Regions from separate parts of the Homo sapiens genome. Here all the other regions are linked to region 3. A link is a loop called in an ENCODE intact Hi-C map of the cell type or tissue named here. Cell type or tissue: B cell. All regions are shown on one strand. Each heading gives the region's core, and the rest is flanking DNA. Links, peaks and the distances in the headings are about the cores only.

Region 1 (7,151 bases), core at 1,627-5,626, 81 kb after region 3:
ACAGAGTATTGATTTCAGCACTTTCAGGAGTTCCAGGCTTGCTGATCAACACCAGAGACAGGAACAGGGAAGAGGAGGTTGCACTGGGAAGGAGGCAGAGAAGACACTCGGGTCCAGGGAGACCAAGACACATCCTGTAGACTCATCATGTGTCTGTGCACACCCAGTTAGGACGGCGCTGAGTGCCCAATCCCTTCAAGCCTGCTCCTCTCCTAGTTCTCTCTGATTCAGTCAATGGCAGTTCCCTCTTCCGATAGCTCCAGTGAAGGCCTCGGGAGCCCTCCTGGGCTCTTCTGTCACACCCTTCACGTTTGCTTCATCAGCACAGTCTTGGGCTTTACGTTGATGTCAAACTGAGAATCCCACTACTCCTCTCCACTTCACTGCCCCACTCCATCCAAGCTGCCATCCTTTCTCCATGGATTGGTTCAATAGCCTCAAAATGGATCTCCTTACTCTGCCCCCAACCTTCCCATTCCTCTTGAGTTTATTCTCAACAGGGTACCGAGAGCGATCCTGCTGAAGTGTGTATCAGATCAAGTCAGTCCTCTGTTCAAACTCTCCAAGAGCTTCCCCACTTTAGAAGCAAAAATCCTTACGATGATCTGCAAGATTCTCCACACTGCGGCCCCTTGTTTTTTCTGTGCCTCGCCTTAATCCCCTCCCCTACCCCTGGCCTCTCTTAACTCTTTTCTGGCCTCTTCACTGTTCCTTAAACGTACAAGGTAACCTGTTGCCTCGGGGCCTTTGCAGTTGCTGTTCTCTTTCTTGGAATGTTCTTCCCCCAGACACCTGCAAGGCTGGCTCCCTCATCATCTCCTTTCGGTCTGGATTCAAATGTTACTTTCTCAGTGAAGCCTTTCTTGACCACATGGCCTAAAATAGTAACCTGCTCTCCACTCTCGCTCTTCCACATATTCTTTCTATAACTGTTTTCTGCTTCATTTGTTATTAGCATTTAGGATTATCTGATATGCTATATATTTGACTTATTGTTTTATTTTTCTTCCCTATAAAAATATAAGCTCTATGAGAGTAGGAAGCTTACATTTTGTCCAGGACAGTGCCTAACACAAAGTAAGTACTTAATAAACAATTTTTAACAGATGAATGATTGAAATGACTAAACAAAAATAAAAACCCTGACCACAGTTTTTCTTTTTTCTTTTTTTGGAGACAGTATCTCACTCTGTTACCTAAGCTAGAGTGCAATCATAGCTCATTGCAGCCTTGATTCCTGAGGCTCCTGTGATTCCTGCCCCCACCTCAGCCTCCAAAGTTGCTGGGGCTACAGGCATGCACCACCACACCTGGCTAACTTTTATGTAGAGATGTAGTCTCACTGTGTTACCCATACTGATTTCAAATCCTGGCCTCAAGCAATCCTCCAGCCTCGACCTCCCAAACTGCTGGGATTACAGGCATGAGCCACCACGGGCCCTTGACTACAGTAGTTTAAACAGAGAATAGAAATTTAACACAACTAGAAGTTTCAGATTAGGCAGTCTAGGGCTCTACAACGATGCCATCAGAGGCCCAGTTTTTTTTTTTTTGTTTCAGTTTTTTCATTTCATCATACTTAAGTAAGTTTTTGCCTCATGACTGCAAAATGGCTGCTGCCCCACCAGACAACACATGATCTTTCCAAAGCAGAGGGAAGAAATGGAATGCAAAATAGGAAATGGCAGCATTTGTATTAGGAAAGCAAAAGCTTTCCCAGAAACTCTCAACTTATATCTCATTAATCAGAACCTTTTGGCATGGCTACCCCTTGCTATAACACTAAACAAAAACTGAATTTTGTTAGTGAGGAATGGACACAGGGCAGGTGGTTCCCAGTATGTGTCATAGAGCATAAGTCTCTGTCACCCTTCAACTTCAGCTCATGCTTCTCTGCTTGGGATAAGGAGGAGCTTATGAGACCCCAAGTCAAGGGAATGAGTTTGGGGAAGCCTTAGATGTAACCGTTGCTGGAGAGAAAACCTGAGTCCTGCTCTGGCAGAAGAGCTGTGGAATCGGACACCTACAACACTTTGGCAGCCATGTTCCCAGTGTAGGAATGAAGGTGACCCAGAGGATCATGAAAATGTCCAGAAAAGGCTCACGTTGTCCTAAGAGACAGTCCCAGCAGCCTTCACTTCTTTGCTTCCAGGTGTTTTGGAGGTCCCACTGCAAATTATTCTAGCTGTGGTGACAATGATGCTTTTATTGCATGCCTTGACATACAGGAGAGACACCTGAGTTTAGACTTGGCTCACTGTACCCTCTGAACCAGTGGTTCTCAACAAGGCAAGATCAGCTTGGAGATTTGACAGCTTCCACCTGCCCCCAACTACAATAACACATAGAGAGCATAGAGCGTCTCCGTGCAAACCCACTCCCTTTTGCCTCAAGGGAAGAATATTTTCAACATCTCCCCAAGCAATTCTGATACTCAGAGAGGAGTATCTCCTCTGGAGAGGAGGCCCCTCTGTTCTCAACCCAGAAGTTTCAGTGTCAAGGAGCAAGGTGACAGGGGGTGGCCCTGTTACATTTTTTTCTTTTTTATTGATACATAATATTTTTACATATTTTGGGGCTACATGTGATATTTTGTTATATGCATAGAGTATGTAATTATCAAGTCAGGACATTTAGGATATCCATCACCTCGAGCATTTATCATTTCAATGTGTTGAGAACATTTTAAGTCCTCACTTCTAGTTATTTTGAAATATATATTACTGTTATCTATAGTCACCCTTCTATACTATCAAACATGAGAACTTACTGTTTCTATTTAACTGTACATAGTACCCACTAACCAATATCTCATCACCTGCCTGCCACCCTCCCACCGCCCTACTCCATCCTTCCAAGCCTCTAGTAACTATCAGTGTCAGGAACAAGGACTTGGCCCACTTATGGTGTGACTGTAGACCTGCACCTCCCAGCCACCATCCTGTCCCAAGACAAAGGCGAACACGTTTGCAAGCTGCAGAGGCCACCCAGGAATGGGCTGTGTGCAGACTCAGAGCTTTGCTAGCCCAAAACATTAATGCTTGCCACAGAGCCCTGGGTGGGAAAGCAGTCACTGGACTTCTTTATTCAGTTCCTTTTTCTTTGCTGAAAGGCCGGAATCCAAGACTTAGAGACAAAGTCTGTTCCCTTTGGGACTCTTGTATGAGGGGCCTACAGCCCTTCTTCAGAGAGGAGGAGATCTGTGCCCTGTGTTTGCTATAATTATAATGACAGGAAGCCAAGAACTTCGGCCTCCTCCCCCAGTGTTCCCACTATGCTGAGGATGGAGGAAGGGACCCCAGTTTATTCACCTCTTCAGAGACCACTTCTCAGGCTGCCCTGGGAGACATCCTTGTCTTTGCAACTCCAAGCCAGTTATGGGCAACAGAAGCCCAGCTTGTGTGTTGGTTTGTGGGGAAAAGGAAAGGTGGGGACCTACATGCTGTGATTGTAACATCTAGAAGCCTTGAGAAAGGTCTCAAAACCTGTCATAAAAGGGTTGGTGGAAAGGCCTGAGAGTTTGACATGAGAGAAGATTGAGGGCATCTAATAAGGGACTCCAAATATTTGAAAGAAAAATTAGGCATATTCTTCAAAGTATCAGCAGGAAAAGCAAAGAAGTTGTTACAAGAAGTTGCACAGGTGTTTTCTTTCTTTTCTTTTAATCAGCAAGAGCTGTAAGACAATGGGACAGATTTCCCCTGAAGGTAGTGAGTTTCCTGACTCTGGATGTGTCCGAGCAGAGCCTTATCTAGCAGGCATGTTGCTGAGTGGACTCTCATTTGGTGGAGGCAAAGGCTGGATGTCCTCTTCCAGCCTTGAGATTCCTTAAAGGTGTGATATCCCCTTTGCCCACCTGCATGTGACCCAGGGCTCAGTGTCTATCACTGCAGATGGCAGATCTCTTCCTCTTTCACACATTGCCCTTTGAGGGAACAAACATTAACAATTCTCACCACAGTGTGAATGCTTCAAAATTTTTTCTTCTGTGACAGTGGCAGTGACTCAGGGGAACTTGGCTGAGCTTCAGCTCACTCCTATCTCAGTCAACTCTTACAGATTAGTTGATAGTCTCAGTAAAGCCAGTATAGTTACTTGCTCAGCAGGCTGGTTTCAGGACAAGTTCTCTAGCTCTTACAAAACAGATTTCTGATATCTCCGATGGAATGTTGATTCAGCAGGTCTGGGGTAGAGTTGTAAAAGTGCTCCCAAGTGATTCTCATAGTCATGTTTGAGAACACTTTCCTAAGCTTTTCCTCAACCAAATCCCTAAAGATCCACTGGGAAGAATTATTTTGGCCTTATTTTATCAAGCTCGAATCAACAGGCACTATGCCCCATAAGGATGGCTAAATTTTTTCAATTCTTTCTACACAATGTTCACCTGGGATTTGAAACTAATGTACATGTTTCACTGGATGGTCATTGTTTGTTTGTACATCCTCCTTCCCTCCTGTCCCAGCCCCTACAATGCTCTAGCTCTGCCAGGGCCAGAGCTATGTCTTTCTTCTCGGCATTTCCTGCATCCAGCACAAAACTAGGCATAAACCAAGTGTTCAATATTTGAGGAAAGCAGAAGCGAAGATGGGAAGGCAGGATATGCTTGTCCAAAGGATCATGTCAGTTTCAACAAAGATTGCTTGAGTCCTGTGCAAAAAATGCAAGGGACAGAGCGGGTTGGGAGTGGTTCTGTACTTGTGCATGTGAAATGGGGACTGAGTGTTACTAATTTGTTTCTATGTCTCTCCAAAATCGTAAGGCCTCCCAGTGCTAAGAGTGCAATTCACCACTCTTGACTGTCCTCAACCTCTTCAGCATGTATTTGAGTGTTTATACCGCTCCTCATAAAGATAGCTGCTGCTATCCTGACTGCAGATTTTTCTAAAGTCATTCACTTGCACTTTTATTTTAGTAAAAACCATGAGTACCTTGAGATGAATACATTATGGAGACAACTGTCATCACGACCACATGTGGTATTATTTACTCATGTCAGTTTGAATGATTAATGTGGAAAAATGGCTGGGCAGCTAATATGATTGAGGGCTGGATAGGACAATGTCTGTGTGATTTCAAACAATGCCCATACTGTGCGTGGCGAGTCGCAGAAACATGAATAGCTGGCACTACTCCCTCCTCTCTCTGCCGACTCCCTTTCTTGGCTGGATTCTCCCTCAAACTCCCCACCCCCAGAGACTCCAATTTTCCATCTACAGCCAAGGAGGAGAAAGCAGGGACCCTTTAAACTTTAGCAGCCTGGGGGTTATGTGTGGTGTCAGCCATCTGGCTGATGTCATTGGTGACTCCTCAGCCAGCCAGAGGGCAGAGGAGACTCACGAGGCCTTGAAAGAGAATCCAGGATTGTTGGCTGGTCTTTGCTTCCTTTAATGAGTGGCTACATAGACAATGTCATAAACCAAATGACGGTTTATTCTTCAGAGAAGCATCGTTGCAGTGGAAGAGTTTGGATGAGAACAAGGCGCTACAAATCAATCAGGGATTTGTTCTGTAGGCCTGTCAGGTCTATAAATAGCTAGACTCCTGCTTACCAAGTAGTGGATGGATGTACATCTCCAGGTAATAAGAATTTTCTGTGTTCTTTTTCTTGTGGCAAGCCTGAGAGACCACAGGATGAAAGCTTTTCTCAGCCTCCATTGTCACTGCTACCCCTGCGATTGTTAGTTGCCTCCCTTTGACTGAGATGTTGGGGTGGAGAGCTTGCTAGATCCATGCTAAATGCCTTGAATGTGTTGCCTCATTTAAACATCAAAGTTGATGAAAAAACTGAGGTTCAGGGGGTTGAAATAACCAGTTTGAGGTCACACTGTGGTGAGTGACCCAGTGGAACTGGAATCCAGGGCTGTCTGGCCCTAGAACCTGAGCTGGTCACACATCCGCCTTGTGTGTCATCAGCTTTAATCCCTTTCTTTTGGCTTTGTGGTGTGTGTGGGAGGAAGGGCTCACTGTTAAGAGAGGAAAGTAGAGGGAGTGACAGAGGACACCCCCCTTCAGGCTGCCTACTACAGAGTGACCCCCAGGCCCGGGGGTGGGAGGGATGGTGGGCAGGCAGGCTAACAAACGAAAGAGACAGTGAAAGAGACTGTGGCTTTTTCCTTCTGGGTTACAAATCATGGTGCCAATCTCAGCAATTTTGGTTGGGGAGGGTTCTTTTCCGTGACGTCACTTCAGCTTCGAGGCACAAGTTGGCTAGTGCATAAGATACAATGAGAGATTCAGCCAACATGGAAAACTGTGAATGTCTCCTAGAAGTGTTACTGCTTTGATCCTTGTGAAGAAGTTCCCTCACCTTTTAAGAGGGTCCTCATGCCAATGTGGGGCACTTGGGGCTCACATTTGGCCATGGCTATGCTGCCCTTGGGGTCCTTAGTCCTTGGTTCAGATGGCTGTCAGGCTTTTCCCGACTCCTATGGAATAACCCTGTGCACAACACTTGAGGACATGATGACAAGTTTTCTGCAGAGTGCTGACACCACCAGCCCCTTGTGTGTGGTCTGCGATATGGTGTCAGACAAGACCTGAAATCAGATTGAGCAGCTTGTTTTCTTACAACATGGAAAAGCTGTCTTTCACACCAGTAGACACCAAGAAACAAAAAGCAAGACTATGATCCTGTCTGAGAAATTTGTAAAAATGTTCAAGCAGGGGTGTTAAAGAAAACCAGAATGGAGTGACAATGTGGGATCTAAACATTTGACCTGTGACACTAACTTTTATTTTTTTCATTCCTATTATTTTGGAGTTGCTCATTTTTGAAATTCCTGTCTCCTTCCTGTTCTGATTTTTGATCCAGCATTAGTCATTTTGACCCATAATAATCTCACACCACATTGCATCAGTATTTTCCTATCTTTATTCTACTTTGGGGATGGGGCAGGAATCCATGTATACCTTATAAAAGAAAAATGATTTTGTAATTATTTCTTTTCACTAAAATGTTCTGGCTAGAACTACCTGATTTGACCTCCATTCTTTTTGATGTCACCTGACTTGAAGACAGCCCCAGGGACAGGCACCAGATAGTAAGGGATGGAGGCATAAATGGCCACTGGAACTCCACAGTACCAGTCAGAGCATCAATTGAGCCAGCATCCCAGGCTCTTTACTCTCGATAAAATTTTAGACGAAATGTT
Region 2 (7,151 bases), core at 1,143-5,142, 160 kb after region 3:
GCCCGGGGCCAGCAGGGCAGGCCAGCTGCTCTGAGTGGAGTCCCCCGAGCCCACGCCCACCCGGAACTCGCACTGGCCCGCAAGCACCGTGCGCAGCCCCAGTTCCCACTCAGGCTTCTCCCTCCACACCTCCCTGCAAGCTGAGGGAGCCAGCTCAGGCCTTGACCATCCCAGAAAGGGGCTCCCACAGTGCAGCGGTAGGCTGAAAGGCTCCTCAAGTGCCGCCAAAGTGGGAGCCCAGGCAGAGGTGCCAAGAGCGAGCGAGGGCTGCAAGGGCTGCCAGCACACTGTCACCTCTCAGTGTCATTATTGTCGTTCAGTTTGAAGAATTTTTTAATTTCCATCTTGATTTCGTTTTTTGACCAAGTGCTCATTCAGGAGCAGGTTATTTAATTTCCATGTATTTGCATGGTTTTGAAGGTTCCTTTTGGAGTTGATTTCCAGTTTTTTCCCACTGTGGTCTGAGAGAGTGCTTGATATAATTTCAATTTTCTTAAATTTATTCCAGCTTATTTTATGGCCTATCATATGGTCTATCTTAAAGAAGGTTCCATATGCTGTTAAATAGAATGTGTATTTGCGATTATTGGATGAAATGTTCTGTATATATCTGTTAAGTCCATTTGTTCCAAGGTAGTTTAAATCCATTGTTTCCTTGTTGAGTTTCTGTCTTGACGACCTGTCTAGTGCTATCAGTGGAGTATTGAAGTCCCCCACTATTATTGTGTTGCTGTCTATCTCATTTCTTAGGTCTATTAGTAATTGTTTTATAAATTTGGGAGCTCCAGTGTTAGATGCATATATGTTTAGGATTGTGATATTTTCCTGTTGGACAAGGCCTTTTACCATTATATAATATCCCTCTTTGTCTCTTTTAACTGCTGCTGCTTCAAAGTTTGTTTTGTCTGAAATAAGAATAGCTATCTCTGCTCCCTTTTGGTGTCCATTTGCATAAAATGCCTTTTTCCACCCCTTTACTTTAAGTTTATGTGAGTCCTTATGTGTTAGGTGAGTCTCCTGAAAGCAGCAGATAGTTGGTCAGTGAGTTCTTATCTATTCTGCAGTTCTGTATCTTTTAAGTGGAGCATTTAAGCCATTAACATCCAGTGTTAGTATTGAGATATGAAGTACCATTGCATTCATTGTGCTATTTGTTGGCTGTGTACCTTGGTTTTTTTGTTTTTGCTTTTTAAATTGTATTTTTGTATTATAGGTCCTGTGTGATTTATACCTTAAAGAGGTTCTGTTTTGATGTGTTTCCAGGATTTGCTTCAAGATTTAGAGCTCCTTTTAGCAGTTCTTGTTGTAGTGGTTTGGTAGTGGCGAATTCTCTCAGCATTTGTTTGTCTGAAAAAGACTGTATCTTTCCTTCATATGTGATTCTTATCTTCACTGGATACAAAATTCTTGGCTGAAAATTGTTTTGCTTGAGGAGGCTGAAGATAGGGCCCCAATCTCTTCTAGCTTGCAAGGTTTCTGTTGAGAAATCTGCTGTTAGTCTGATAGGTTTTCCTTTATAGGTTAACTGGTGCCTTTGTCTCATAGCTCTTAAGATTCCTTCCTTCGTCTTAACTTTAGATACCCTGATGACAATGTGTGTAGGTGATGATCTTTTTGTGATGAATTTCCCAGGTGTTCTTTGTGCTTCTTGTATTTGAATGTCTATGTCTCTAGCAAGGCTGGGAAAGTTTTACTCTATTATTCCCCCAAATATGTTTTCCAAACTCTTAGATTTCTCTTCTCCCTCAAGAACACCGATTATTCTTAGGTTTGGTTGTTTAACATAATCCCAGACTTCTTGGAGGCTTTGTTCATATTTTCTTATTCTTTTTTCTTTGTCTTTGTTATATTGGGTTAATTTGAAGACCTTGTCTTTAAGCTCTGAATTTCGTTCTTCTACTTGTTCAATTCTATTGCTGAGACTTTCCAGAACATTTTGTATTTCTATAAATGTGTCCAATGTTTCCTGAAGTTTTTATTGCTTTTTTTTATGCTATCTATTTCCTTTAATATTTCTCCCTTCACTTCTTGTATCACTTTTCAGATGTCCTTGCATTGGGCTTCGCCTTTCTCTGGTGCCTCCCCAATTAGCTTAATAACTAACCTCCTGAATTCTTTTCCAGGTAAATCAGGGATTTCTTCTTGGTTTGTATCCATTGCTGGTGAGCTAATGTGATTTTTTTTTGAGGGGGGGGGCACGGTATTAAAGAACTTTGTACTTTGTTTTGCCATATTACCAGTGTTGTTTTTCTGCTTCCTTTTCATTTAGGTAGGCTCCGTCAGAGGCAAGGTCTAGGGCTGAAGGCTGTTGTTCAGATTCTTTTGTCCCATGGGGTGTTCCCTTGATGCAGTACTCTCCCCCTTTTCCTATGGATGTGGCTTTTTGTGAGCCAAGCTGCAATGATTGTTATCTCTCTTCTGGGTCTAGCCACCCAGCAAGTCTCCCCACCTCCAGGCTGGTACTGGGGGTTGTCTGCACAGAGTCCTGTGATGTGAACTGTCTATGGGTCTCTCAGCCACGGATACCAGCACCTGTTCTGGTGGAGGTTGCAGGGGGGTGAAATGGACTCTGTGAGGGTTCTTAGCTTTTTGGTGGTTTAATGTTCTATTTTTGTGCTGGTTGGCCTCCTGCCAGGAGGTGGCACTTTCCAGAGAGCATCAGCTGTGGTAGTATGGAGAGAAACAGGTGGTGGGCGGGGCCCTAGAACTCCCAAGAGTATACGCCCTTTGTCTTCAGCTGCCAGAGTGAATAGGGAAGGCCCATCAGGTAGGGGCAGGACTAGGCATGTCTGAGCTCAGACTCTCCTTCGATGGGTCTTGCTGTGGCTGCTGTGGGAGATGAGGGTGAGGTTCCCAGGTCAATGGAGTTGTGTACCTAGAAAGATTATGGCTGCCTCTGCTGAGTCATGCAGGTTGTCAGGGAAGTGGGGGAAAGCCGACAGTCACAGGCCTCATTCAGCTCCCACACAATTCAGAGGGCCGGTCTCCCTCTCACTGTGACCCGCTAACAACCCTGAGGCTGTTTCCAGGCAGTGGGCCGAGCAGGGCTTGAGAACTTGCCCCAGGCTACCTGCCTCCCAGCTGTGAAAGAACACAGCTTTTGTTCTTCCCCTGCCTGTGGAGTCTACACACCAGATTTGCACCCTCCCCTGATTTCCGGCCAGGAAGCTTCTTTCTGGGTTCAAATTTTTTCAAATTTCAGCTGGAGACTTCCTTCTTCCTGTGGTGTTTTCCCCCATACCTCTGGCTGCCCTCCCGAAGGATCCCTGTCATGCCAGGCAGGAATAGCCTGCTTGGGGACCCAGCGAGCTCCTGGGGCCTTTCCCGCTGCTTCCTCTACCCCTGTATTTTGCTGGGCTCTCTAAATTGGCTGAGCTCCAGGTAAGGTTGGAAACTTCTCCCGCAAATTAAGCCTTCTTTTATTTACTCCAGTGAGGGTGTGTGTTCAGGAGCGGAGGGTTTCCCTTTCCCACTTCTGCAGTTTGGGCACTCACAGTATTTACAGTGTCTTCCAGGTCCTGCAGGAGCAGTCCGCTTCTTTCAGAGGGTCTGTGGATCCTCTCAGGATTTCTGGTTTATTCTTGTCATTCTGGAGCTAAAATTCATGATGCAAGCCTCTGCACACTGCTCTGTCCATCTGAGTCAGAGCTGCAATCTAGTCCTGCCTCCCATCTGCAATGATGATCTTTTGTTGTTGTTGTTTTTTTAAAGAAATTAGCAACACAAAAGTGAGGCAGACGAACTAGTTGGGCTTCTAACTCAGCACCCAGATATAAACAAATTTAGTCATAGGAACCTTGACTTCAATTAATCTTCTCTGGTCATAATTCTTCTTGACTTATTCTCTGCTAATCTGCCATGCTAGGTTTATTGATAGACATCCAAAATGATCAGAGATTCTGAGATGTTACTTTTTCATTTCTGCTGCATGGCATTCTAGAGTTTCCCCACCAGCCAAACCAATGCAAAACTTGACTTTGTAAACTCGAGCGCTCACACCTTCAGTCTAGGTTTGTTTCTCCTGGCACACTATTCGTCATGCTTGTTACTGCAATCGATTTCTATTTTCCTCTAAACCTCCATCTTTCAGGCTGAACTTGATCACAGGCTGAGTGGATGGGTAGGGGATAGAATATGGAAATGTTTCTCTTTCTAAATGTGATTATAAAATAGGAATTTGTTATATCTTTTTCAGGCATATCCACAGCTCTTCAAATAAGCAATGTGATGTTAGCAAAAGTGCAGGGGCTCCTTGAGAACTTTCCAGGGCTAACCAGCTGCTGAGGAGTGGCCTCCAGGAAAGAGAGAAGCACTCTGATTCAGGCAGTGATTTACACCTAAAATACCAACTCCATCATATCTTCAGAACAATTCTTCTAGACCTTGCATCTAAATATGGTAAGTGTGAAATATATTTTATACCTAACTTGGTCCCCAGTATTATTTTCATTACCAAGATTTTTTTTTTTTTTTTTTTTTTTTTGAGATGAGGTTTAGCTATGTTGCCCAGGTTGGTCTCAAATTGCTGGCCTTAAGCAATCCTCCCACCTCAGCCTCCCAAAGTGGTAGAATTACAGGTGTGAGTCACTACACCTGGCCCCAAGATGTATTTTTAACCATAATTGGAGCAAGCAACATGTTTAATGGGGAAAATAGATAATTTTTGAATTTTGTGATTTGGAAGCTTATTGTTAACAGTGCTAAAGAAACGTTAAAAACACTCCAAAATGTGTCTTTAAGACTGTGGTACACATTGATCAAAGTGAGAAGATAACCAGTTAATTAAGGTTTCTTTTGTCCTTATTTCACTCTTGTATTAGTTATCCACTGCTGCATAACAAATGGCCCCCAAAGTGAGCAGTGTAAAAAAAATTTATTATGTCAGTTTCACAGTATTCACAGTTTCCGTGAGTCAGGAATCCCAGTATTTCTCAGCTGGGTGCCTCTGGCTCAGTAGCTTTCATGAAGCTGCAGTTAAGCAGTCACTTAGGGCTGGGGCTGTGGGGCTGTGGTCTCCACTGAAGACTCCACCGGGGGAAGTCAGCTCTAAGCCCACTTACCTGCTGGTTGCCAGGCCTCATGGGCAGTTGGACAGAGGGCTCTATTTCCCACTGTTGGCTGAAGGCCTCCCTCAGTTCCTTGTCACATGAACCTCTCCACAGGGCTGACTATAAACACAACTGGCTTTCTCCAGAGTGAGGGATGAGAGAGAAGGAGAAAGAGGATACTCAAGAAAGAAGCCATAGTCTTTTTATGACTAAATCTCAGGAGTGGCACTCCTTTACTTAGCTATTGTTTTCTATTCACTGGAAGTGAGTCACTATGTCCAGCCCACATTCAAGGGGAGAAGATTGCAGAAGGAAGCAAGGATAATTGGAGCCCATCTTAGGCTTACCACAGCCCCCATTTCCAAATATTTTAATGTGTAATCCTCAATGGAGAATGTCTTGAACTAGTGTCACTGAGATTCTTCAATCATTAGCTACCACAAGAAAATCGGAATTCCTTTGAAAATTCATTTCAAACTAGTTCATCCAATTTGCAAACACATTCCCTTAGACAGGGGTTGATTTATTCCTCATCTTTGTAACCTCCTTTTCCACTCCCCCCATATACATATTTTCCATTTTAAGCCTAGTCTATCAGCTTCATTTAGAGATATCTGGAAGGAACAAAGAAACAAACACAAAAATATCTGACTGACATAACATACTAGCTGTATGGCTTCAGTAAAATCACTTAACTATTATGGGTCTTGGTTCCTTCATCTACTGGAAGAATGGCTTGATCCCAATGATCTCTTAGGCCTCCCACAGATTTAGAAGTTTATGAGATTTTGATTCCATGTGTGTAAACTAGGGATGGAACTAAATGTGTGGCAGAAATAAAGACTTCAGAGGTCTATAGTGAAAGTTAAATGAATAAGTTTTGGGAGTTTTATGAAGCACTTTGTACACTCTAAAGTCCTATGCACATGTAAGGGCTTATTCTTATTTAGCCCTTATCATGAATAGATCAGGGCAGAAGGGCACAGTAGTGATAGTAGTCTTCTTATTCAGCTAGTCAGGTGGCCCCCAGTGTCACTCTCTTAGATCCATTCTTTCCCAGTGGAAAAACACCAGGAAGGGAGTCAGCAGAGGAAGTGACCCAGTGGAAGAAGTGACCCGTGAGGGAAATATTGGACCTATTTTAGATTCTCAGTGTGCTAAGAACTCAGGGGGCTTCTGTGACTTCTCTGAGTTACCCTGGATCTCCACGTACACTCTTTGGCCACCCCTCCACAGCAAGAACTTCTCTCCTGGAGCCCAGTCCTGCAAATTCTCTCTTCCCTCTGCCAGCCACCTTCCATCCTTTGGACCCTCCCTTCTGAGATCCTACTATTCCTTGGATAGTGACCCCCCATGTAGCTCATCAGTCAGTGTCAGCTCTACCTGGTTCCATAGCAAATTGCTAAATATGAGGTCTTTTACGTATTCTTGAGTATACACTTTATGCATACAAAAGATCATTCAGGGGTTTGGTCTGGTTTTTAGACAGCAATGTTAGATTTATTCAAGCTCTATATTTAAAAATGCAATTCATATTTAGGCTTTTGTGTTCATCTTATAAATCCTATTTTACTTGTAAAATAAAAACTTCTGCCAAATTTTAGCAATCACAGTTAAGGATCCCTTGAATAATATTTGGTCTCATTTTATAAAGCAAGCTAATTAAACATCTTTGAATACTTTCAATTACACTTACAAATATAAGTACTTTTAAGCACTTCAGTATTCTTTTTTTTGGTGGGAGCTGGGGGCAATGGGAGGGCAGGGACAGGGTCTCACTCTGTTGCCCAGGCTGGAGTTCACTGGCATGATCATAGTTCACAGCAGCCTCAAACTCGTGGGCTCAAGCAATCCTCCTGCCTCAGCCTCACAAGTCGCTAGGATTACAGGCATGTGCCACCAGGTCTGGCTAACTTTTGTATTTTTTGTAGAGATGAGGGTCTTGCTATGTTGACCAGGCTGGTCTCAAACTCCTGGCCTCAAGTGATCCTTCTGCCGTGGCTTCCCAAGTGTTGGGATTACAGGCGTGAGCCACTGTGCCTGGCCCAATTTTCTAATAGTAAAACTTCCCATGCATGTAAGTATTTACTGAAAATTTAATCA
Region 3 (7,151 bases), core at 1,512-5,511:
CTGAATAGGTAATCTATTTATAGTGTGGATATGCAAGCATGTATAGTGAAAAGTCTCCCTCCCACCAATAGTCCATAGATGACTCCTAGTTCCTATTTCCTGAAATAATAAATACAGTTTTTTTTTGGAGCCATTTCCAGCCTATATGAGCAAACACATATAGTCATGCATCACTTAATAATAGGAATATGTCCTGAGAAATGCATTGTTAGGCTATTTCCTTGAGCAAAAAGTCTTTAAGAAATGAAAAAGTTTATAAATTTGAAAAATTACAGTAAGCTCATAAAGTGTGCTTACACAGACCTAGATGGTGTAGCCTACTACATATCCAGGCTATATGATGTAGCTTGTTGCTTCCAGGTTACAAACTGTACAGCATGTGACTGTACTGAATATGGTAGGCAACTGTAACATAGTGGTAAGTACTTGCATATCTCTATACATCAAACATAGAAAAGGCACAGTATAAATACAGTATAAAAGATAAAAACATAGTACACCTATACAGGACCCTTACCATGAATGGAACCTGCAGGACTAGCTGCAGAAAGAGCCCCCTCCTGCAGGACTAGGAGTTACTCTAGGTGAGTCAATGAGTGAGTGGTGAGTGATTTTGAGGGCTTAGGACATTGTACTACTGTAGTTTGTATACACACTATACACTTAGGCTACACTAAATTTATTTTAAAAAATTATCTTCAATAATAAATTAACCTTAACTTACTACAACTTTTAAAATTTTTAAACTTTTTCATTTCTTAAGGACATTTTTTTTCCTTTTCATTTCTGGTGGACATTTCTTCCACCTCCACATCTTGTCCCACTGGAAGGTCTTCAGGGGCAATAACACACACGGAGCTGTCATCTCCCATGATAACAAGGCCTTCTTCTGCATACCTCCTGCAGGACCTGTCTGAGTCTGTTTTATAGTAGCTTTATTTTTAAATAGAAAAATTACACTGTAGACTAATGATAAAAAGTGTAGTATAGTAAATACATAAGCCAGTAACATAGTTATTTATTATCATTATCAGATATTACATGCTGTACATAATCACATTTGTTATATTTTATAGAAGGCCAGCATAGTAGGTTGGTATACACCAGCATTACCACAAAAACCTGAGTAATGCATTGTACTACAATGTCATAATGGCTATGATGTCACTAGATAGGAATTTTTCAGCTCCATTATAATCTTGTGGGAGCATCATTATATATGTAGTTCATCATTGACCAAGACGTTATTATGTGATGCAATTTATACATAAATGCTTACATCTTTTTAAAAAAATGTAACTTAGCAGTATATCTTAAAGATTGTTCACTGCAGAAACTGTGGTTTCATTTATTTATAGCTGTATGGTATTCTGTAGTATGGATGTGCATGCCTACAATCTCCTGTCTGTAATTCCTAAAATTAAAAACAAAACAAAACAAACCTCTGTGAACCAAATAGCAAACTCATTTGGTGGCAAAACGTGACTTAGACTGATACAAGGACTGATATATAAGGTTCAATGCCCCATATGAGCTTTCTAAATTTCAAAACATTCTGACATGCAAACCACATCAAAACCCAGGGTTTCAAATAAAAAATTGTGGAGCTGAACTGTAATTCATTTAACTAGACCCTTGTTGACTGGCATTTGGATTTCTAAAAGTACTTTTTGCTATTACAGTGTGGTAGTAAATAATGTTGTATGTCACTTCACACCTGTAAAATAACATACATAGGATTAATTTCTAGAATTGGGATTTCTAGGTCAAAGAGTAAATGCATTTGCAATTTTGACATATTTGGCTAAATTATCCTCTGTAAAGGTTTTATATCTTCTCACCCCTCATAAGCTTATTCCCCCAACATTCTTCTTTTTCAGTCTTTCCATTTGAGAGGAGTAAGCATCTTTTCATACTTTAAATGGCTACATTCAGTTCATTTTCTGTGAGCTGTTCGTTTATTTATTTTGCTCATTTTTTACATTGGATTGTTGAAGTTTTTTTTAGTGATTTGTCAGAGTTCTTTATGTATAAAGGAAATGAATCCCTTGTGATACAATCTGCAATTTTTTTCTAGTTGACTTGCTTTCAACTTACTTGTGGTGGCTTTTGCTGTTGGGTTTATTTGTAGACTTATTTATTTATTTGTTTTCTCTCTCTGCAGACAACTTTCCTTCAGACTATGTGTTTTTTTAACTCCATATGTGGCATAATCTATTCTGATTTTTCTAAAGAAAGAGAAAGAAGTAAAGGATGCAGGGCAAAAAGCTATCCATATGATTTAGGTCTTAGGAGACTCAGGAAATTGATAGGCAACATTGAACATTTTAAATTCAGCACTTACTAAGGGTTTTGTGTTAAGTTTTTGTATCTATCTATAACAATAGCAACTTTCATTAGTGCATAGTACAATAATAGAATATATATATCTTAAAAACAATTTTGTTTTTTGTCTCAGTCAGAAAGCACAACCGTGTGCACAGTCACCTAACCATGTCTATTCCCTGTCTCTTGCTTTCCTTTTTCAAAGCATGTTTTGCTCTGTGGGTGTGCATGCCTGTGCGTGTGTTTTGTTTTTAAAGACATTGCTCATGTGCATAGTGCAAAGGTCATTAAAGAGAAAATTTGATTAGTTATTAAGTATGTTGTAAATATATTGGTATTGAAGACTATTTATTATATTTCCAAAGAAAAGATAAATGTTTCAAATACTTTAAGATAAAGAAGACTTCTGTTGAAATCCCCAATTAACTTTAAACTTTTCAAATCAGCAATCAGAATGAAAGGTGGTTAACCATCTGACATTTTGGCAATCTTGTGACATATACCGTAGTAAAGGCCAAAAAAACTGGAATTGAGTTTCATGAGAGGGAACAGATTCTAAGATTCGAGTGCAGAGGTGCCTGCATTATTCGAGTGCAGAGGTGCCTGCATTATTGTGGCTCTATTTGCTGTCTATTTCACTTGCCTATGCTTTGGGCCAGTGTAGGCCTCTTCTCTTTTCACTTTAAGCCTGTGGTTAATTTTCAAGTAAGAGGGCCCCATGGGGTGAGGCCCAGAGGAGGCGAAGGCTGGGGGTAGGTCAGGCGGGGGCGGGTGGGGGGGGGCCTGCAGACCACAGCCTCTGTTTATCCGCAGTGCAGGTGCAAGGCAGTGGCGGGAAGGCGGTGCCCCTGGGACTTCTCCCAATCAATCACCCCACCTAGGCCACCGGGTGGCCCCTTGGGGCTGCCTCACACAAAGTGCAGCCTTTCTCTGACATCCCAAACAGGCAGAGAGGCCAGAGTTCACAGAGAGCAGGGCTTTCACTACTTGGCTGTTTTTAAAATGTAGTCAAGTTAAACTGCAGGGAGAGTCCCAAATGGTAAAAATCTAAATAGTCTCACTTTCAGTCCATCTCCCTGCTCCCTGGAGCTGCTCTGACCTTACCTTCGATTTCCTGTCTTGAGCCTCCCCTCTCCATTTGAGGGGGTCACTGTTGTTTTTTCCCTCCTGTGAAACTCCTGCTTAGCTTCCAGCCTTTGGAGAAAGTGCTTAATATTTTCAGCAGTGGAGACTTCCTTTGCAGGCTTCAGAAAGACAATTTTCTTCGGGGAAGAAAGAAAGTGAGACCATAGCCAATGCAGCAGCTGACAGCCTCTAGCCAGACAGATGTTAGAGGAGGCAGAAGTGAGGAAAGATACAATATACTTTGGGGAATTTGTTAATCTGAAATTATTAATTATACTCTTGCTAAAGGCATTGTATTAAAAATCGGGCAACAAGAGAAAGAAGTAGAGATGCAGTTTCTACAATTCAGTTCACAATATACTTGAAAAGATCAAATAATGGCACATCAAAAGTAGAAACAGTAAATGGGTTAGCTCGGGGTTTAAATCCTAGTGCTGCTAGTTCATAGCTATATGACCCTGGCAAATTGCTTAACCTCTCTGAGCCTCTATTTTCTCATGAGTAAAGTGGAGATAGTGAGAGTATATACCTCCTAGGATTGCCCTGAGGATTAAATGAGATAAGTATGTAAAGTGCATGTCACTGGACTTGGCCTTCAGCAAGACTTAGTGAATGTGAGTGTTCATTGGTACAAACTCTGTATATGTTACAAGAGTACACAGTAGGACTCCTAGGAGTTCAGAAACGGGCAGGGCCCCCGTGGCTGGGATGATCAGAGAGAAGCTGCCACGAGGGGAGAAAGATTTGGCTTGAGTCAGAGAAAAGTAAAAGAACTTATATATGTGGAGGATTTTAGCTGAGGGGATGGCAAGTGGGTGGTACTGAGGCTCCCACGGCCTCCCCATTTTATGTGAACAAGATGAACTTCACTATTATCATGTTATATATTGGGGGGCCAGGGTCTTCCAAGTAAGACTTGGTGTGAAGAAGCTTTTTGTTCACACACACACACACAAATTGAAAACCAATGACTTGCTTAAAGGCAACTGGTGGATGAGACAAGAGCAGTATCTGAAAAGAAGATTTACATTCCCTAATGTGCATTTGTTCAGGGAGTCATTTGATAAACTTACCGAGGACCTCTTATGTTCTAGGTAAGAGGTGGAGGACACAAAGATCACTGAGATACTGTGGCTCCTGCTCCCGGCTTCTACTCGTGGGACAGTCAGCCACTTAAGTGAACATAAGATGAGCAAAGGGTGCCTGGGGCCATCACACTGAGCAAAGAGCCATCGGGGCCATCACATTTGCCAGGAGCACAAGGGTGGAAACTGAAAGGCTTCACTGATAGAAGTGACATGTGGGCTATGTGGCTGAGTGATGCATGCTGCCTCTTTATGTTTCAGGATATCAAGCAGTGTCTTGTCCCCTCCAAAGATGCACTTGAGGGGCTCCCCTCTGTCAAAGCGATGGGGCAGGCAGTGTGCAGGAGGAAGAAAGGCTAGACTCAGCCACAGGACCCCAAGTGTGAGCAGGGGAGCCACAGCAGTGCCCTCAGCAGAGCCTTGCTGGGAGCCTCCACCTGCAGAGGTAAAGTGCAGCTGGAGCTGAGCCCCTGGGAGGAAGGCAGACCAAGGCTTTTCTGGAAGACTCCTTGGGGCTGCTTTCAAGAGTTGCTCTGGATTAGCCTTTTCTGCCTTCTTTTTGCTTTAACAACTGTACAATCCCTGTGCTAGAAGAGCCCTCTGTGGCCATGGAAGCGCCTAAGTGCAGGATCAAAGGGTTTGCTGGTCAGGTGAAGGGACTCAACAATATGAACAAAATTAGGCGCATTTAGTTCCTTTTTGGGACTCCTAACTTTTCATTTTCATATGGCTGCGGAGGGCATGCCTAGCATATCTGTGGAACCAGGGTGCCTGTGGAGAATGGATGCATAATAAACGTTTGGACCATGGAGTGAAATAAGCCAAATAGGGCATAGCTTCATAATTAAATTCACAGATGAAACCTGATGGAGATAGGATCTGGGAACACCAGCGACAATTGAGAAACTGCCCCAGAGGGATAGAGGGGAAAGGGACTAGCTGTATAGGCAGGAAATAACAACTTGAGGTTTGACCTTGAACAATGGAAGGCTAATTCACCTGGGCTGACATAATTGAAAACACAGATATACAGCACAGAAAAGGCACATGGAAATGTAAACCGTTGATAAGAGCTTGGGGAGAGTAAGTAGCAAATTGGATTGCAGATTAAATCAGGGCAAGGTTGCAAATTACTCAACTCCAGTGAGGGGTCTGCTAGACTTACAGCCCTGCTTGGCTCCACTGTGAGCTGGTGCAGGCAAAGGAAAGGCTGGGACATCATAAGATAGGGACCCAGGGCTTCTTCCTTCACCAATGCACAGAGGAACACAGGCAAGAGCTAATAGCAGGGAGGTCACTGATTGGTGTGGGCCTGTGTCTCTCTTGGCTTAAATAAAGTGGGAAAGAACACTTTGCCTTACATGCAAGATCCTCTGGGATGAGGTGGGGTAGGGAGGCTTCAGAGAGGAGGCTGGGGAGCTGATGTAGGTGATGGGGACATAGGTCAGGAAAGGAATTTGCATTTAGAACGAAACGTGGCACATGGTGGCACTCAATTTGTGTTAACTGCCACCAACCTCAACTCGCCTCAGAGTAAATATTGGGGCCTCTCCAATGGGAGCGTGGGCCCACTAGTGATTCTAGGTTTCTCCAGGTGGTCCTGAGCTGCCATATTGTACGTGTTTTTAATGCTTTCCCAGTGCCTAGTCTTTTGCTTTTGACACGAGTTACTTTTAGAATTTTATGTATTTCATTGTCTCATAAATACAGCTTCATTCTTTTTTTTTTTTTTTTTTTTTGTAATAAGCAAGAGTATAGAGATTAAATAGGGTCTTGGGTCCACTTAAATTGCCCACAGGTCAAAACATTCTGAGAAACAACGCTGCCAGTGATTAAAAAGAGCCAATTTAGAGGCTAATTTAGTAATTTATTAATTAATTTACTAATTTCTTAAATGTATTTAGAGGCTACTTTAGTAGTTATCCTCCCTGTTAGACAGGCACAAAAAGATCCTTGGCCTCTGTCCCTTCTCTTTACCTCTCACGTTGGCTGTTGATCTGGTGGATTCTACTTCCTTCAATACCTTCACAGCTGTCCCCTTCTTACAAGTCCCACTGCCACTGGCTGTCTTCACCCCAGGAGATGCAGTGCCTTCATCCCTGCTCCCCCTCTCTCCGCCTTCCATCTGCCCACCACCATTCTCAATGTGGGCTTTGACTGGGTCATTCCCCTTCTCAGAAACTTTCAATTGCTTTTAAAAAATGTATTCTCAAATCCTGGTCCGCTGTTCCAGGCTCCCATCCCTTGCCCTTCTGCCCCTGCAGCTTCCGAATCATTCCACCTCCTGTACCTTGTGATCATTCCTCTCTACCCACACAGGCTTTCCCCATGGATATCTTTTTTCCATGCTTCCTTTTCCTCCCAGGTCTCTCCATCCCACCCCATCTCTCTCTCTCATCTCCTCACATCTAAAGCCTATTAATCTTTCAAGACTCAGCTCAAGAGCACAAAGCCTTTCTCAGTTCCTCTAGCTTGAGGCTCTCTCTCCTTGCTCTGAGCTGCCATGATATGGGCACCTGTTCCGACCATCTCACAGAGAAAAAATGGGTCAGAGTCACTGTGTTGTGTGTTAAGAGCCCATGCTTTAGAGTTCAGAGCCTGGCTCTGTCACACACT

What was found. Hi-C counts contacts between places; a loop is a spot of excess contacts. Peaks named below come from ENCODE experiments on the same cell type or tissue, not always from the same donor. Only the 100,000 strongest peaks of a DNase experiment are listed, where the experiment ranks them.
Region 1: a loop joins it to region 3, with 9 times the contacts of the local background. A loop is called at or near these places in 17 of 110 quality-filtered maps.
Region 2: a loop joins it to region 3, with 11 times the contacts of the local background. A loop is called at or near these places in 3 of 110 quality-filtered maps.

What each region holds. Positions count from the first base shown.
Region 1 is chr13:50,672,765-50,679,915 of GRCh38, forward strand. No RefSeq gene overlaps it. Among named protein-coding and RNA genes, the nearest start is that of DLEU7-AS1, 130 kb to the right of the region's middle. In B cell, for the core only: no CTCF peak of the experiment used is centred there; a DNase peak (open chromatin) is centred at 3,927.
Region 2 is chr13:50,753,568-50,760,718 of GRCh38, forward strand. It overlaps a transcript of DLEU7 not described here. Among named protein-coding and RNA genes, the nearest start is that of DLEU7-AS1, 51 kb to the right of the region's middle. RefSeq lists enhancers at 2,666-2,715, 2,746-2,795, 2,826-2,935. In B cell, for the core only: no CTCF peak of the experiment used is centred there; a DNase peak (open chromatin) is centred at 2,704; H3K27ac peaks cover 1,132 bases.
Region 3 is chr13:50,591,418-50,598,568 of GRCh38, forward strand. No RefSeq gene overlaps it. Among named protein-coding and RNA genes, the nearest start is that of DLEU1-AS1, 68 kb to the left of the region's middle. RefSeq lists a silencer at 3,060-3,259 and an enhancer at 3,360-3,559. In B cell, for the core only: no CTCF peak of the experiment used is centred there; DNase peaks (open chromatin) are centred at 3,224 and 4,640; H3K4me3 peaks cover 1,197 bases; H3K27ac peaks cover 3,812 bases.